2 separate regions of the Homo sapiens genome follow, and region 2 is linked to region 1. The links are chromatin contacts, found by Hi-C or POLR2A ChIA-PET in ENCODE. All regions are on one chromosome and are shown on one strand. Each heading gives the region's core, a stretch centred on a gene start or an enhancer-like site at or near the end of the contact. The rest is flanking DNA. Distances are from core to core; before and after follow the strand shown. Region 1 has its middle 65 kb from the start of ATP1B3. Region 2 has its middle 45 kb from the start of GK5.

The links. Hi-C counts contacts between places; a loop is a spot of excess contacts on that map. ChIA-PET counts read pairs that join two places held with the same protein, here RNA polymerase II (POLR2A). Pooled maps may share reads with other maps.
Region 2: a map of Ramos shows a loop between it and region 1 (2.1-fold over the local background). The contact joins two enhancer-like sites. A Hi-C loop is called at or near these places in 3 of 168 maps with a recorded cell type or tissue (HAP-1, OCI-LY7 and Ramos), 1 of 37 single-sample maps with no recorded cell type and 8 of 50 pooled maps. POLR2A ChIA-PET finds 5 or more read pairs at or near these places in 1 of 52 experiments (activated CD4-positive, alpha-beta T cell).

Annotation. Positions count from the first base shown.
Region 1 is chr3:141,939,627-141,942,777 of GRCh38, reverse strand. No RefSeq gene overlaps it. Among named protein-coding and RNA genes, the nearest start is that of ATP1B3, 65 kb to the right of the region's middle. Within about 2 kb of position 1,762, at least 5 of the 41 ENCODE cell types and tissues checked have a DNase peak (open chromatin) inside an H3K27ac peak, as active enhancers do.
Region 2 is chr3:142,268,862-142,271,952 of GRCh38, reverse strand. No RefSeq gene overlaps it. Among named protein-coding and RNA genes, the nearest start is that of GK5, 45 kb to the right of the region's middle. Within about 2 kb of position 1,417, at least 3 of the 41 ENCODE cell types and tissues checked have a DNase peak (open chromatin) inside an H3K27ac peak, as active enhancers do.

The DNA.
Region 1 (3,151 bases), core at 513-3,012:
TGACGGGCGCCTGTAGTCCCAGCTACTTGGGAGGCTGAGGCAGGAGAATGGTGTGAACCTGGGAGGTGGAGATTGCCCCACTGCACTCCAGCCTGGGTGACAGAGCGAGACTCCGTCTCAAAAAAAAAAAAAAAAAATTAGCCGGGCATGGTGGCGGGCTCCTGTGGTCCCAGCTACTCGGGAGGCTGAGGCAGGAGAATGGCATGAACCCAGGAGGCGGAGCTTGCAGCTAGCCGAGATAGTGCCACTGCACTCCAGCCTGGGTGACAGAGCAAGACTCTGTCTGAAAAAAAAAAAAAAGAAGAAGGGTGGCCAGGTGCCGTGGCTTACCCCTGTAATCTTAGCACTTTGGGAGGCTAGGCCCAGAATTGCTTCCCTGCAATTCGTAGGGAAGATGCTTTCTTATCATCTCTTACACCAAACCAGCATCAGCGAGAACAGCGACAGCAGTCAATATAGAATGCCATGTCCCCAGGCCTCAGGTGGAATGTCACCTGACCTCCGGAACATAGCAGCCCCTCAGCACCTGATCACGCAGTCTCTACCTGTCTCAGGGAGAGGCCGGAACCCTAGATAGCTTATCTCCTATGTTCCAACAAGTTGAGCACGTGGACAATCAGAAGGCACAGAAGGGTGTGGAGCAGTTCAGGGGCCAGCAAGTAGACCCAGGTCTTGAAAAGGAGATGGCTAAGTAAGCACTCGATGACATATTGGAAGGAATGCATCTTCCCATAAAGACTCCCCCTGGAGTTTCACAGACCAAATAAGGGTGGCGGTGGTGGGGAAGTGGTGAGCCTGTGCTCAAGCCCCTTACCCCAGGGGTCTCCTGGAGTAGTGAGCCAAGCTGGTATTGTGCCTTCTCCGTTCCTCCCGGCCTAGAGGAGCCACTTACTAGTGCCGTTTGGTGAAGGTGTCCAAGGACTCATGGGAGTAACCACTGTATCTCTTGGGCTTAAGAAGGTGCTTTTGTTCTTGTAGCCACATGGGGGATGGCACAGCGACTGAATACACCGCTGACCAGGGGCGATACCTGCAAGCCCACAGAATTGTCTACGAAGAGACAAACTATTTTCAAAAATATTTAAAGAGATTTATTCCGAGCCAAATATGAGTGACCATGGCCCCTGACACAGCCCTCAGGAGGTCCAAGAACATGTGTGCAAGGTGGTCAGGGTGCAGCTTGGTTTTATACATTTTAGGGAGACATGAGACTTCAATCAAGTATGTTTAAAAAATACGTTGGTTCGGTCCAGAAAGGTGGGACAACTCGAAGGTGGGGGGCGCTTCCGGCTTATAGGTAGATTTACAAATTTTCTTGTTGACAATTGGTTGAGTTTATCTAAAAACCTGGAATCAATAGAAAGGAAATGTCTGGGTTAAGATAAGGGATTATGGAGAGAAAAGGTCGCAGGCTTCAGAGAATAGATGGTAAATGATTCTTATCAGTAAGGTCTGTGTTGATGTTAATGCCAGCGGGTATAATGAGGCACTTCCCGTTCCTGGCCGGAACCGGTCTCTGAGGTTACATTTTAAGAGCGCCCTGGCCAAGGAGAAAGTCCATTCAGATGGTTGGGGGGTGGGACTTAGAACTGTATTTTTGGTTGACGGAGTTAATTCCATGCCCAGCTTCTTGAGCCTCAGAGAGAAGACAGCTTCAACCCAGAGCCTTTTCCAGAAGAAAGAACCCGACTGGCAGTCAGCTTGCTTGCTTCTGTTCCTACTCCCAGAGCTATGGCTATGTTTTCTCCATTCCTTTTTTTTTGAGACAGAGTCTTGCTCTATTGCCCAGGCAGGAGGTGCAATGGCACCATCTTGGCTCACTGCAACCTCCACCTCCTGAGTTCAAGTGATTCTCTTGCCTCAGCCTCTCGAGTAGCTCGGACTACAGTCACATACCACCACGCCTGGATAATATTTTGTATTTTTAGTAGAGACGGGTTTTCACCATGTTGGTCAGGCTGGTCTCAAACTCCTGACCTTAAGTAATCCACCCACCTCAGCCTCTCAAAGTGCTGGGATTACAGGCGTGAGCTACCGCGTGCGGCCTCCATTCCTTCTCCTACGGGAGCTGCTTCTGTATTTCTGTGCATCTTCTCAGAGTGCTGGCACTTCTCACTGAAGCTTGCACCTGACGACACCGCCAGCTTCCCCAGTTTCTTGCCAGATGAAGGCTCCATCTGCCGGTCTTACTGTGGACGGCTGCCAAATGCCCGGGGGCTCCCTGATCACTGCCAGCTCAGCCTTCTCTCTGAGAGGCCTTTCCAGCCTCTTGCTGAAACTTGCTTTCAGGAGAGCATCTCAGTGGAAAATGCACAGTGGTGAAGGAAGTCCTGTAGTTGGGGAGGGTGTGGGTGGTGGGGGCACAACCAATCCGGTTAGTGTAGAGCAGCATTTGTCATATCCACTTTCTCACTTTCATCCAAATTGCTTCAGGACATTTTTGCCACTGGGGCACAGTGATTCATCCAACCATTTCCTTATTGCCTTCTTATCTCCCGCCTTGGCTAAGGGGCCTAAAGTACTGTGACACATTATGCTAAGGTCAGGAGATTTGTTTTCTTCTTTCATGCCCTACCTACCACTTGGTCATGGCTCTCAAAAGCCGAAACTCAATCATGAGAAGTTTGTGCACTAAAATCCAAAAATGACAATACCGAAAAGGTCCCATCTCCACAGGAAGGACTTTCTGGTTCTGCTAATACATCATAGATTTGCTTTCAAACCTCCAGCAAAGGTTTTCCTCAGTCTGAGTACAACAAAAAGTAATTTTACAGGATGATTTTTTTCCTTGCAGAGACAAGGTCTTGCTCTGTCACAGGCTGGAATGCAGTGACACCATCACAGCTCACTGTAACTTCGAATTCCTGGGCTCAAGTGGTCCTCCCACCTCAGTCTCCACAGTAGCCGTGGTGTGCACCACCACACCTGGCTTGTTTTTTTATTTTGTGTAGAGACAGGGTCTCACTATGTTGCCCATGCTGGCCTCCAGAGATCCTCCCGCTTCAGCCTCCCAGAGTGCTGGAATTATGGGCATGATGTATTTTTAAAACTTTAAAACATCTACAGGATTTATTTTAAAAATTTTAAAACATCTAGGTTTTGTCTGCTTTTTTTTTTTTTTTTTTTTTTTTTTTGAGACGGAGTCTGGCTC
Region 2 (3,091 bases), core at 168-2,667, 330 kb before region 1:
GATGGAGTCTCGCTCTTTCGCCCAGGCTGGAGTGTAGTGGCACGATCTCGGCTCACTGCAAGCTCTGCCTTCCGGATTCAAGCCATTCTCCTGCCTCAGCCTCCCGAGTAGCTGGGACTACAGGTGCCCGCCACCATGCCAGCCTAATTTTTTGTATCTTTAGTAGAGACGGGGTTCCACCGTGTTAGCCAGGATAGTCTTGATCTCCTGACCTTGTGATCCTCCCACCTCGGCCTCCCAAAGTGCTAGGATTACAGGCACGAGCCACCGCGCCCTGCCGAAAATTAGGATATTTTTAAATGTACTTGCATTCTCTTTTCTTAGACCCCGTCTTATTTTTGGACTTGCAGTTTTTTATTGTGGTAGAATACACATAATAAAATATGCCATTTTTGGTATTAAGAACATTCATGGTGTTGTGCAGCCATCACTACTACCTAATTTCAGAACATTTTTATCATCCCAATGGGAACTCTGTACCCATTAAGAAGTCATTCTCTACTCTTTTTCCTCACAGCCCAGGCAACCACAAATCTGCTGTCTACTGTGTTTTTTGTTTGTTTGTTTGTTTTTGAGACAGGGTCCTGCTCTGTTGCCCAGGCTGGAGTGCAGTGGCACAATCTCAGCTCACTGCAACCTCCACCTCCTGGGCTTAAGTGATCCTCCCACCTCAGCCTCCCTAGTAGCTGGAACCACAAGCACAGGCCACCATGCCTGGCTAAATTTTTTTGTATTTTTTTTAATAGAGATGAGGTTTTGTTATGTAGCCCAGGATGGTCTCGAACTCCTGGGCTCTAGTGATCCACAAGCTTCAGCCTCCCAAACTGCTGGGATGACAGCCATGAGCCACCACGCCCGGCCGTCTGCTCCCTATTGTATGGATTTGCCTACTATAGGTATTTCATACAAATGGAATTATACAGTATGTGGCTGTTTTGTGATTATATGATATAAGGTATAATTACAGTTCCTTTGCATGGCCGGACACTCAAAAACGCTACCATGCAGGACCACACCTGGGGACAGGGTAACAGCAAGCTGGAACTGTAGAAGCAGCTTATGTATGACAAACAGGGTGGGGTTAGCTGGGTGTTGTGGGCTTCCTAAAGATTGGGTATTCTGAATAATTCCATGGGCCCCAGGAAGAAGAGCCAGTCCCTGGCTGTGGGTACCTTGGGGCCTCTTGCAGTTGAGTGTGTATGAACAGAAATCCAGAGTGCTACAGCCCAAGAAAGGAAGTGGCTAGGGTGGAGCCTTAGCAAACTGCCCATGAAGGGAAATTGAGAGGTGTAGACATGACCTCAAAACTGAGTCAAGACAGCACTTGTGAAATATGATTTTACTACCATGACCTCAAAACAGGATCAAGACAGCATTTGTGAAATAAGACAGGATAGCACCCGTGAACAACAAGAACCTGAGGTGTGAAGTCGCCGGGATGGAGAGTTAGCAAACTGTCCACAAAGGGGCAGCAAGACTTTTAGCCAAGTTTTAGCTTGACTCAAAATTGGGTCAAGATAGAACTTGTGAAATATTCTATTACAGTGGCCTTTTGCGTTAGGCTTCTCTCACCTAACATAGTGCGTCCGGGGGTCATCCATGTTGCAGCGTGTATCAGTCCTTTCTTTTCAAGGCTGAATAATATTCCACTGTATCCCATATTTTGTTTATTCATTCAGCTGCTTAATGGGCATGAGGGTTGCTTCCACCTTCTGGCTATGGTGACTTGTGCTGCTGAAAACATTAATGTGCAAGTTTTTATTTGTGCACCTGTTTTCAGTTCTCAAGGGCATATACCTAGGATGAAATTGCTGGGGGTTATGATTTAACTTATTGAGATGCCTTGAAAGGAAAGCATTTTCCACAGCAGCTATATCATTTTTCACTTCTACCAGCAATGTGCTGTGTTTCTTTACATACTTAACAACACTTATTTTCTATTTTTTAAAATTATGACCATCCTAGTGGGTGTGAAGTGGTATGTAGTCGTGGTTTTAGCTTGCATTTCCTTAATGACTAATGACAATGAGAATCTTTTCACTGGCTTGTGGGCCATTTGTATCACTTCTTTTAAGAAATGTCAAGTCTCTTTCCCATGTTCTATTGAGTTGTTTGTCTTCTTACAGGAAGTCTCTTTTAACTCCAAAAAACAACCTTCTTTCTCCAAATAATTTTATCTTATTTTTAGTATTTGCAGTGTTAATAGGGGATTAAGGTTTGTTTATTCCAACATGTGATATTTTTAAGGCATGGTAAAACAAAGAGTGTGCATTGTTTACCTAAAAGGATCAACTTTTCAGATGACACTATTCTAGTTTTATGAAAAGAGCTGAATATCCTGATTAGAAGGTATTACGTTGCAATGAAATTCAAATCTTTAAATCCTATTATCAGAACCGGTGGCAAAAACATTGCTTTTGTAATTGAAGAAGTTAAACACAATGGAGAAATAGTGAGTCTCCTCAATTAAACCTCATTAATCCTCCAAAATAATTTTTAATGTAGACAAAATACTGTTAAAAATTCATAGAAAATGAGGCCTTAATGACCTGAATTCTAGGCTATTTTTAATGCCTACATTGGGCAAATGGTATCATAACCAAGAAAATCATAGCCAACATAATCAAATTGAGGGGTTTACATCTCATATACACCACATTGTAAACACCCAAGCGTCAGGGAACCCACAAAATCTAAGTCAGTTAATATTGCTTGAATCAACCTGGTTAGGAACCACAGTTTCTCTAAGTGGAAAGTGGGCCAAAGTACTCCAAAAAACATCTTTGAAGTGTCAAATAAGTGGACACAATATATATAAACAAGGATAAAATGTATTTTGTCTACAAAAATTAGTGTGACAAGGCTTTACATTAAAAAATGTTTTTAAAGAGATTCCTCGGTCTTAAGGAAAATTTATCTGTAGAACCGCCTTCGAGATAAGAAACAGGGTGAGTATAAACGGACTCCTCTCAAACAGAAAATTGTCATCTCAGGAATCAGAATGCACACTTATTTCATTTAACATTTTGATTATCATTCTACGAGAGGAAGTTCACAGTGACATATTTAGGTTGTCTGACGAATTCAAACT